Regions from separate parts of the Homo sapiens genome. Here region 2 is linked to region 1. A link is a contact called in ENCODE Hi-C or POLR2A ChIA-PET data. All regions are on one chromosome and are shown on one strand. The core of a region is the stretch at or near the end of the contact, and the rest is flanking DNA. Distances in the headings are between cores, read along the strand shown. Region 1 has its middle 8.7 kb from the start of PANDAR. Region 2 overlaps TMEM217B (transmembrane protein 217B).

The links. Hi-C counts contacts between places; a loop is a spot of excess contacts on that map. ChIA-PET counts read pairs that join two places held with the same protein, here RNA polymerase II (POLR2A). Pooled maps may share reads with other maps.
Region 2: a pooled map shows a loop between it and region 1 (4-fold over the local background). The contact joins two enhancer-like sites. A Hi-C loop is called at or near these places in 2 of 50 pooled maps. POLR2A ChIA-PET finds 5 or more read pairs at or near these places in 2 of 52 experiments (PC-9 and T-cell).

Annotation. Positions count from the first base shown.
Region 1 is chr6:36,664,013-36,668,894 of GRCh38, reverse strand. No RefSeq gene overlaps it. Among named protein-coding and RNA genes, the nearest start is that of PANDAR, 8.7 kb to the left of the region's middle. RefSeq lists enhancers at 1,469-1,763, 1,156-1,937, 1,462-1,941, 1,938-2,719. Within about 2 kb of position 1,679, at least 20 of the 41 ENCODE cell types and tissues checked have a DNase peak (open chromatin) inside an H3K27ac peak, as active enhancers do.
Region 2 is chr6:37,219,532-37,224,284 of GRCh38, reverse strand. All of the region lies in intron 1 of TMEM217B (transmembrane protein 217B), which reads left to right. All of the region lies in intron 1 of TMEM217 (transmembrane protein 217), which reads left to right. Among named protein-coding and RNA genes, the nearest start is that of TBC1D22B, 36 kb to the left of the region's middle. RefSeq lists silencers at 1,370-1,419, 1,790-2,049 and an enhancer at 2,250-2,389. Within about 2 kb of position 1,669, at least 22 of the 41 ENCODE cell types and tissues checked have a DNase peak (open chromatin) inside an H3K27ac peak, as active enhancers do.

The DNA of each region.
Region 1 (4,882 bases), core at 430-2,929:
GGTGTTCTGGTGGGCCGGTGGCTGCCCTCCGTGTGGTGATTCAGGTTCTTAGGTTCTTTCCACCATGTGGCTCCACCATTCCCTGGGGCCTCATGATCTCTGACTGCAGCTGGAGGTAGGGGAAAGTGCCAAAGAAGCCACGTGCATTTCTTCACACCAGGCTCAGAAGGGACTGGCATCATCTCCCACCCACGTTCCATTGGTGAGAACTTGGATGCACCCCCGGATGCACAGGTCAATGTAGTCCCCAGAGGGCCGCACAGATTTGTGATGACCCACTAGCCATCTCCATCAAAGCTGGGAGCATGGCAGACAGGACTCCTTCCTCTCCCCCATCTTCCGGTAAGAGGGTCTTTTCCTACTGAGTCTCTGGACGCAGCCACAAGAATAAGAAGAATGCCACCTGTGCAGAACATGAACTTGGACCTCAATATCTTCATGTCTAAAATGGGTGCTTTCATAGCTATAATCTTACCATTCTCCGGAGAGACTGAGAAAAATGAGGTAGGCATGATCCTCTTCAGTTCCCAAAGGAGGAAACCAGGCCACAAAGAGACAGTGAGACTAGCCTAAAGTTACACAGCAGGACCCAATTTCCTCCTTCTGGTACACAGCTTTTCCTTTTTCTTTTTAAACTAGTCAACATCAAAGTCTGGGGCCACACACTGCCTCACTCCTGTAATCCCAGCACTTTGAGAGGCCGAGGCACAGGGATCACTTGAGCCCAGGAGTTAGAGACCAGCCTGGGCAACATGGTGAAAACCTGTCTCTACAAAAAAATACAAAAATTAGCCAGGTGTGGTGGTACACGCCTGTGGTCCCAGCTACTGGGGAGGCTAAGGTAGGAGCCCAGGAGGTCGAGACTGCAGTGAGCCAAGATTGTGCCACTGCACTCCAGTCTGGGCAGCAGAGTGAGACCCTGTCTCAAAAAAAAAAAAAAAAAAAAAAAAGGAGAGACACAGGAAACAGTGGCAATGGCTGCCTCTGGAGAGAGGAGCAGGTCCATTGTGTTACCCCCTCCAGGGCACCATTAGGAAGCCTGGGTGGACAGCACCCACCAGTGGAGTTGTGCTGTGCACAGCCTGTCTGTCTTGGGGTGTAAAGTAGGCTTATTCTTCTTAATATATATTTTTAAATCGTTAATACCATCTTAGATAATAATTAACACAATTAAAATACATATTCCAAGTGCCAGCCCTATCTCAACCCACTGAATTAAAATTGGATAAGGGTCTGCCGGCTGCACAAGTGTACAGATATTTTGAAAAAATCTCCCCAGGTAATTGAAAGCTCCCCACCCTCCATCCTCAAGGCTTGGGAAGCCTGATTTAGTCTCTCCTTGCACAGGCCCCTCTATCTCACTTCTAGAAGTCTCAACGGACCCTTTAACCCCTGGGAGACTGAGTGAACTAGGAATAGATTCTGCCACTGAACAGGGAGGAGGGAAGGAAGGAGTGAGCCAGGGTTTGGGGTAGAAAAGCTCATGGCTGAGTGAGCAGGAGGCCAGTTTTGCCTCCTGGGCAGTTGGGGCCTCCCACTTCCCTGCAGCCCTGAAACACCCTCCCCACACCCGTGCATCGCCTCGCATCAGCAACTCTGGCCGGCAGAGCTCCCGCTGGCCTTGCCCGGGCTTGTCTTTTGTTGCATTGTTGCATCATCATGCGGCCTTGCAGGGTGCCAGAAGAGTGAGCCACCCACTCACCACTGGAAGAAAACAGCTAATTATATCACCAAGAGACCCAGGGCATATGGTCACTCTCAGCTGGCCCAGCCTGTTTCTACTTGCTTTGCATGATTGTTCTGGATTTTTCAAAATAATAATAACTACCAACCAGGAAAAAAAAAAATCACCCCTGACTGTGGAGCGTGCTGCTGAAGTAGGAGCTTTAGTCTACCTGCTGCTCTAGGAGAGACCTACACAGCCCCCTGAGCTCAGAAAACAAAAAGCCAGACTCCCAGACTAGGGTTCAATAGACAAGTGGCTCTGAGAACAGGATACACTGGAATCAGCAGAATCCAAAAGACAAGCATTGCTTTGACAGCATCACAGTAATTTATTTTTTCCAAAATCTTTAAAATTCTATTTGTAGTTTAGTCAAAAGTGCAGAGCGTTTTGTTTGTCCATAGTTTCCTGTATTTATTTTTTCAGTAGATAATACATTCACATGGTCCACAGTCAAAAGATGCAAAAGGCTATTCAGTGAAAACTCTCCCTCCTACCCCTACCCTCCAGCTACCCATTTTCTTCCCAGAGGCTGTGGCTGGTGGCTTGTGTCCCCTTCCCACAGATAGTCTAAGAACATCCAGGTCCTTCAGCTGAAACCCTTGGGCACAGATGGGTTGCAGAATCTAGAACTTTTCCCATTTTAGACAGGTAATAAAGTGCATACAGCCTGTATTCCACAACACCAGCGGGCTCCGCCCAGGGTGAGCAGTCAGCCAGTTTGCCCCAGACTGTTCCAGTTCCATGTCCAGGGAACCCCTTCAATCCCAGGCAAACCAAGACAGTAGGTCCTGCTAGCTGTGGGCTGTAATGTATTCACACTAACAGGGACAATTAAAAACTGCAAATGGCTTCACATCCTTTTAGCTCTGGTTTTGCTACCAAATAAATTTGCCACAAACCAAAGAAAAAAGTTTTGGTTTCCAGAGCCTTTTGGATTTGGGAATTGTGGATGAGGGGCTGGGGACCTATACACAATATACATATATATTTTTAATCTGCTTGAATGGAAACACAGTGTTGGGCACATTGTTTTTGCACTCAATTTATCTTAGTGGCTTTCCACATCAGTACATAGAAATCCTGCCCTTTCCTTTTTACTGCTGCATTGGACTTCAACACACGGGTGAACATTTAGGATGTCTCTAGTTTTCTGTTATTACAAACACACATAGTTTTACAAGCAGCTAACAACATGGGGAGGGGGCAGAGGAGGAATGGAATCATTCTTTTTTTTTTTTTATTGGAGATGGAGTCTCACTCTGTTGCTCAGGCTGGAGTGTAGTGGTGCGAACTTGGCTCACTGCAGCCTCCACCTCCCAGGCTCAAGCAATTCTCCTGCCTCAGCCTCCCGAGTAGCTGGGATTACAGGTGTCTGCTATCACACCCAGCTAAAGTTTTTATATTTTTAGTAGAAATGGAGTTTCACCATGTTGGACAGGCTGGTCTCGAACTCCTGACCTCAGGTGATCCACCCGCCTCAGCCTCCCAAAGTGCTGGGATTACAGGCATGAGCCACTGTACCCAGCCAGGGATCTTCATTCCTAATGTTTGTTTATGACTGAAAGTTTATGTCCAAGCCTGCTCAGAAGTTGCGGGGCAGAAACAAGACCTACTGAGGTCTCCCAGACCAGCTGCCCCGCCCATCCACCTACATCACGAAGAGTCACTCCCATTCAGAATGATTTTTCCAAACAAGAAGACAACTTACATTCAGACCTACTGTATTAGTCGGGGTTCTCCAGAGAAACAGAACCAATACAAGAATATATTCAGATAGATATAGACATAGATAGATGATAGATAGATAGATAGATAGATAGATAGATAGATAGATAGATAGATAATGTTCCTCAATTTTATGATAAAGTAAAAAAATTATAAGCTGAACCATCATAAGTCAGAGACTATCTATATATCTATATACAGGCTCATGTGGGCAAAAAATACCACCCAGGGTGGGTCTCTGGTGACCAGATCCAGTTAATGAAAGGGGCTAGATTTCAGCTGATGGGGCCGTGGAAATCTGAATTGGGAGCCCCCTTCCTAAAACCAAGAGAAGATCCATCCATGTGTGGTGGGGCTGAAGTTTATGCAATGATAGAGGCCTTCTTCACGATAAAGAAGGCAATTATAATACTAGGCACCCCTATGCAAATGAGAGTCCTAGAAGCCTCCTTTCATCGGTTTCACCATCAACCCACCTGTGTGTGTGGCTGAATAAAGATCAGGGAAGTAGCGGTCTCTGGGGGGCAGATGTGACACCTGGGGGGCCACAGTTCTAAAACTTGAAGGACCAGAATAACCCGAGCTGAAGGAGGACACAGGAGAGGCAAGATAGAGAGAGAATGGGGCCATCCTGCAGTGCCCACCACAACCGTCTATGCATCCTGGACCCCAGGCTGGCACTATACAGGGTGCTGTGTGATTCCTCACCCTCATTCTCTGCCTCCACCAAGAGTAATAGGCTGGGCGTGGTGGCTCACGCCTGTAATCCCACCACTTTGGGAGGCCGAGGCAGGCGGATCACTTGAGGTCAGGAGTCCAAGACCAGCCTGGCCAACAAGGCGAAACCCTGTCTCTACTAAAAATACAAAAACTAGCTGGGCGTAGTGGTGGGCACCTGTAATCCCAGCTACTCGGGAGGCTGAGACAGGACAATCGCTTGGACTCCGGAGGCAGAGGTTGCAGTGAGCTGGGATCGTGCCACTACACTCCAGTCTGGGCGACAGAGCAAGACTCTGCATCAAAAAAAAAAAAAAAAGAAAGAGTAATAATAAAAATGAAAGTAGTTCATACTTACAGAGGCCCGGTTCTAAGTACTTGATCCATAGTTACTTGGTTAATTTTCACCATTACTCATTTCAGGAATGAGGCACCATTACTTTTATCCCCATTTTACAGATTAGGAAACTGAGGTAGAGATAGAGATGAAACCACTTCTCAAGCCAGACAGAAACAGAGCAAGGATTTGAACCCAGACAGGCTGGCTCCAGAGGCAAAGCTCTTAACCACTAATGACAATAACCACTGACACTCAGGTTGTGATTATCTTATACCAGTTGCTCTTCTGAGTGTTCACATGTATCAGCTCAACTAATCCTTACAGGTACTGTTATTACCCCCATTTTACAGATGAGGCAACTAAAACACAGAAAG
Region 2 (4,753 bases), core at 420-2,919, 560 kb before region 1:
GGTAGTATGCACCTGTGGTCCCAGCTAGTTAAAAGGCTGAGGCAGAGGCCGGGCGCGGTGGCTCACGCCTGTAATCCCAGCACTTTGGGAGGCCGAGGCAGGCGGATCATTTGAGGTCAGGAGTTCAAGACCAGCCTGGCCAACATGGTAAAACTCTGTCTCTACTAAAAATACAAAAAAATGAGCCAGGCATGGTGGTGGGCGCCTGTAGTCCCAGCTACTCGGGAGGCTGAGGCAGGAGAATCGCTTGAACCCAGGAGGCGGAGGTTGCAGTGAGCTGAGATCGTGCCACTGCATTCCAGCCTGGTGACAGAGTGAGATCCTGTCTCCAGAAAAAAAAAAAAAGGCTGAGGCAGGAGGCTCTGTTGAGCTCAGGAGTTTGAGGCTGCAGTGAGCTATGATTGCATTACTCCATTCTGGCCTGGGCAACACAGCAAGACTCCATCTCTATAAATAAATATATAAATAAGAAAAATGGGCTAGGTGCAGTGGCTCACGCCTGTAATCCCAGCACTTTGGGAGGCCAAGGTGGCAGATCACCTGAGGTCAGGAGTTTGAGAGCAGCCTGACCAACATGGTGAAACCCCGTCTCTACTAAAAATGCAAAAATTAGCTGGGCATGGTGGCACACGCTTGTAATCCCAGCTACCTGAGAGGCTGAGGCAGGATAATTGCTTGAACCCGGGAGGCAGAGGTTGTGGTGAACTGAGATCACGCCACTGTACTCCAGCCTGGGCGACAGAGCAAGATACTGTCTCAAAAAAAGAAAAATATTTGAGTTGAGTATAGAATCCTAGGTTGGCAGGGGTTTCTATTTGTTTGTTTTGCTTTGTGTAGCACAATTAAAATATTATTCCATGGGATTTTTGTTTCCTATAGAAGTCTATAACTGTTGGTCTTTTAAATAAAAAGCCCATTGGCTGCTTTTGAGATTTTCTTTTTGTGTGTGGTGTTCCATAGTTTGAGTACCATATGTTTTGTGTAGATTTTCTTTCATTTATCCTTCTAGCAATCAGTTAGGTTTCTTGAATCTGTGCATTGGTGTTTTTTTTTCAGTTGTGCAAATCCTCAGCTATTTTCTCTGTAAATATGCTACCCCCATTTTGTCTCATCTCTCTTTCTCTATCAGAACATCTTATTATGTCTTTCATGTCTCTTAACTTCTCCTTCATATTTTCCATCTTTTTGTCTCCCTGTGCTACATTCTGGATAATTTCTGCTGATTTATCTTGTTTCCTGGTTAACTAATTATTCCTTAATCTGTGTCCAACCTGCTACCATTTATGTCCACTGAATTTTTAATTTCAGATACTGAGTTTTTCATCTCTAGAAATTCTATTTGGGTTCTTTTTCAAATCAGCTAGTAATGGCAGTGGCTGCTACCATCACTCCGGCTGTCACTCCAGCTGCAGCAGGGAGGCGCGGCTAGGGTTACACACTCCATGGAGCCGGTGGAAGCCCGGCCCCTTCTGAGTTAAGTCGGGAACTCACCGGGTGCTACTGCAGCCGCCCAAACCAAAGCCGTAGACCCCACCTCCGGCTCTACGGAGCAGGCAGAAGTCCCGCCCTCTTGGGCGGGCTGCAGCTGCCCAAACTGTGGCTGTGCATCGAAGCCTCCCTGTGCTCTTGGAGGAGGGCCGGGAATAGGCAGGATCTGCCCTCCCAGGTGCAGCTGCAGCTGCCAGGACCCACGGCTGCAGACCTGGGCCTCCCACTTCACTGAGCAGGCAGGAGCCAGGGACAAGTAGGAGACCCGCCCCTTTCGAGTTAGCGGGGCGGGACCTCCTAGGTGCAGGACCCGGGCGTCTCTGCAGCCTGCACCCTCGGGGACCCCAGGAGGCCCCCTTCCCCGGCTTCCTGCCGTCCCTGCAGGCTCCCGGATGTCTGCTCCCGCTGCCTGGCCTCTCTCCAATCCCGGCACCAGTTCAAATCTCGGAGCCGGGTTGGGGTCGAGCCCTGGGGGGGCCATGGATGGCAGCGGGAGGCGTATCGATTCCCGGGTGGAAGGGGGCGGGTCCTCAGTAAGGCCCCACCCTCAGGCCAGGGAGAGCCTGAAGGCTGGGGCCAGGCCGCCAGTCCTGCAGACCTAAGTGGTGCCTCTTCCAGCCTGCCCATGGCCCCCGATGTACCAATCTGCGTGCACTTCCTCCCTTCTGAGGTCCATAAAAGACCTGGGCTTAGCCAGAGCAGGGCAGAGGATGGCTAGAGGACGAAGAGAGCAGAGAGATGATAGGACGACCAGCTGCAGAGAGGAGCTATCCTCTCTGCTGATAGCAGGAGACAATGGGAGGACCAGCTACAGAGAGGAACTACCCTCTCTTCTGAGAGCCTCAGAGACCTGCAGAGACGTCAGGACTATCAGCTGCATAGAGGAGCAACCCTCTCCAGGGCCTTCTCCCTGCTGAGAACAGCAGATATTAGCATGACTTGCCTACAGAGCGGAGCTACCCACTGCGAGTCTCCTTTTAGCTGATCTAACACTTAAAGCTCATCTTCATCTTGTTTACCCTTCACTTGTCTGTGTACCTCATTCATCTTGGACACAGAACAAGAACTCAGGCAAAGGTGCCGCTGGCCACAGAGGTTTCTGGCCAGAAAATTGACACCCCAGAGATCCTGTAACACTAGGTCATTTTCTATGGTTTCCTGTTTCTTCATATATTTTCAGTTTATCTTTTATTTATTTTAATGCAGTAATCAAAGAAAATTCTGACACATTCTATAACATAGATGAACCTTGAGGACATTATGTTAACAGAAATAAGCCAGTCACAAATGCTATAAGATTCTACTTACATGGCCAGGTGGGGTGGCTCACCCCTGTAATCCCAGCACTTTGGGAGGCCGAGGTGGGAGGATCACCTGAGGTCAGGAGTTTGAGACCAGCCTGACCAACATGGCGAAACCCCGTCTCTACTAAAAATACAAAAATTAGCCAGGTGTGGTGGTGCACTCCTGTAGTCCCAGCTACTTGGGAGGCTGAGGCACGAGAATCGCTTGAACCCAGGAGATGGAGGTTACAGTGAGCTGAGATTGCACCACTGCATTCCAGCCTGGGCGACAGAGCGAGACTCCGTCTCAAAAAAAAAAAAAAGACTCCACTTACATGACATGTCCAGAGTAGTCAAATTAATAGAAACAGAAAGTAGAATGATAGTTTCCAGGAGCTGGGGCAGGGGGAAATGGGAATTCGTTGCTTAATGGGTGTACAGTTTCAGTTTTGCAAGATGAAAAAGTTCTAGAGATTGTTTGTACAACAAAATGAATATACTTAACACTACTAAACTGTCTACTTAAAAATGGTTAAGATGTAAAATTTTATCTTGTATATATATTATATATATCTGTGTATTATATATGCATGAATTATACTATAATAAAAGTAAAACAAAAATTTTAAATAATGCAAAAATATAGTAATCATAGTTGTTTGATGATCAGATATTACTGCAGTTCCATTGCTATCTGTTGTTTCAGCTTGTTCTCACAGTGCCTTGTTCCTTATGTGCTTGGTTATTTTTCACTATGTACTTGTCATTGTCCCTGAAAAATTACTGATGAAGATTCTTAGAGGATGAAGACCAGCATAAAAGTACAATCCTCCAGAGAGGATTTGAATTTGCTTCTGCCAGACACTTAGACACACTTTCAGTTTAGGACGACTTTAAACAAGATTTATAACTTAAAGTTAAAAAAAATACTTCATGTAATATGGGCTATAAATCTACAAAAAAAAAAAGGCCAGCTATGATTACAATGTCTCAAGGAGAGTTTTCTCCCCACCTGCTCAGTGTAGTTAACAAGCCAACTTTTCTTGGAGTTTCCTGGCAGAAAGATGTAGGGGAGGTTTACTTCTGATTCACCTTTCCCCTAATCGTAGGCCTTTGGGGATGCTCACAACTAATATAGGAAAGACTCCTCACCTTGGTGGACCCAGAGCTTTGATTTTGTTCTTTACCCTGCATTGCTGTCATAATGAAATCAAGTGTGCCTAGATTGGCAAATAACTTCAGAGCAAAATTTACTTCCTTCCACTTGGGGAGCACTTCTATACTTTATATTTTTAAACTATTTTATCCAGCATTTTAAGTTGCTTTTTGGCAACATGTCAGCCCAAATAACCTAACCAGTCAGAAATCCCTCTACTTTATTTCCTGTTTCATTGACTTACGCGCTTCTATTTATTTTCTTCCTCCTACTTTTGTATAGTTCTTATTTTCCCTCTAACTTCTTGAGTTGAATACTTAGCTCATTGTTACATTTTCTTTTCTATTATAAGGCTAGTCTATCCTAGGGCTCTAAATTTCCTTTAAAGTATGCATCTTTCACTGTAATCCATATTTTGATATGTAGTAGAGAAGCGATTGCCCAAAGCCAGTTGGTGTCCACCTGTTTTTATCATCTCCACCCAACAGGGTTCTTGTGCTGCCCTGGTTATATCCTGAAACATCTGTACTCAGGTCTGAACAAGTACAGGCAATTTTCACCATCTGGGCAGCAATGGAAGCCCAAGGCAATGCTGGGAGAGTTAACAGCATAATTTTTTTTTTTTGGATATAGGGTCTTGCTCTGTCACCCAGGATGGAGTGCAGTGGCATGATCTCAGCTCACTGCAGCCTTGACTTCCTGGGCTCAAGTGATCCTCCTACTTCAGCCTCCTAAGTAGCTAAAACTACAGGCATGCACCACCACACCTGACTAATTTTTGTAGAGATGGGGTTTCACCATGTTGTCCAGGCTGGTCTTGAACTGC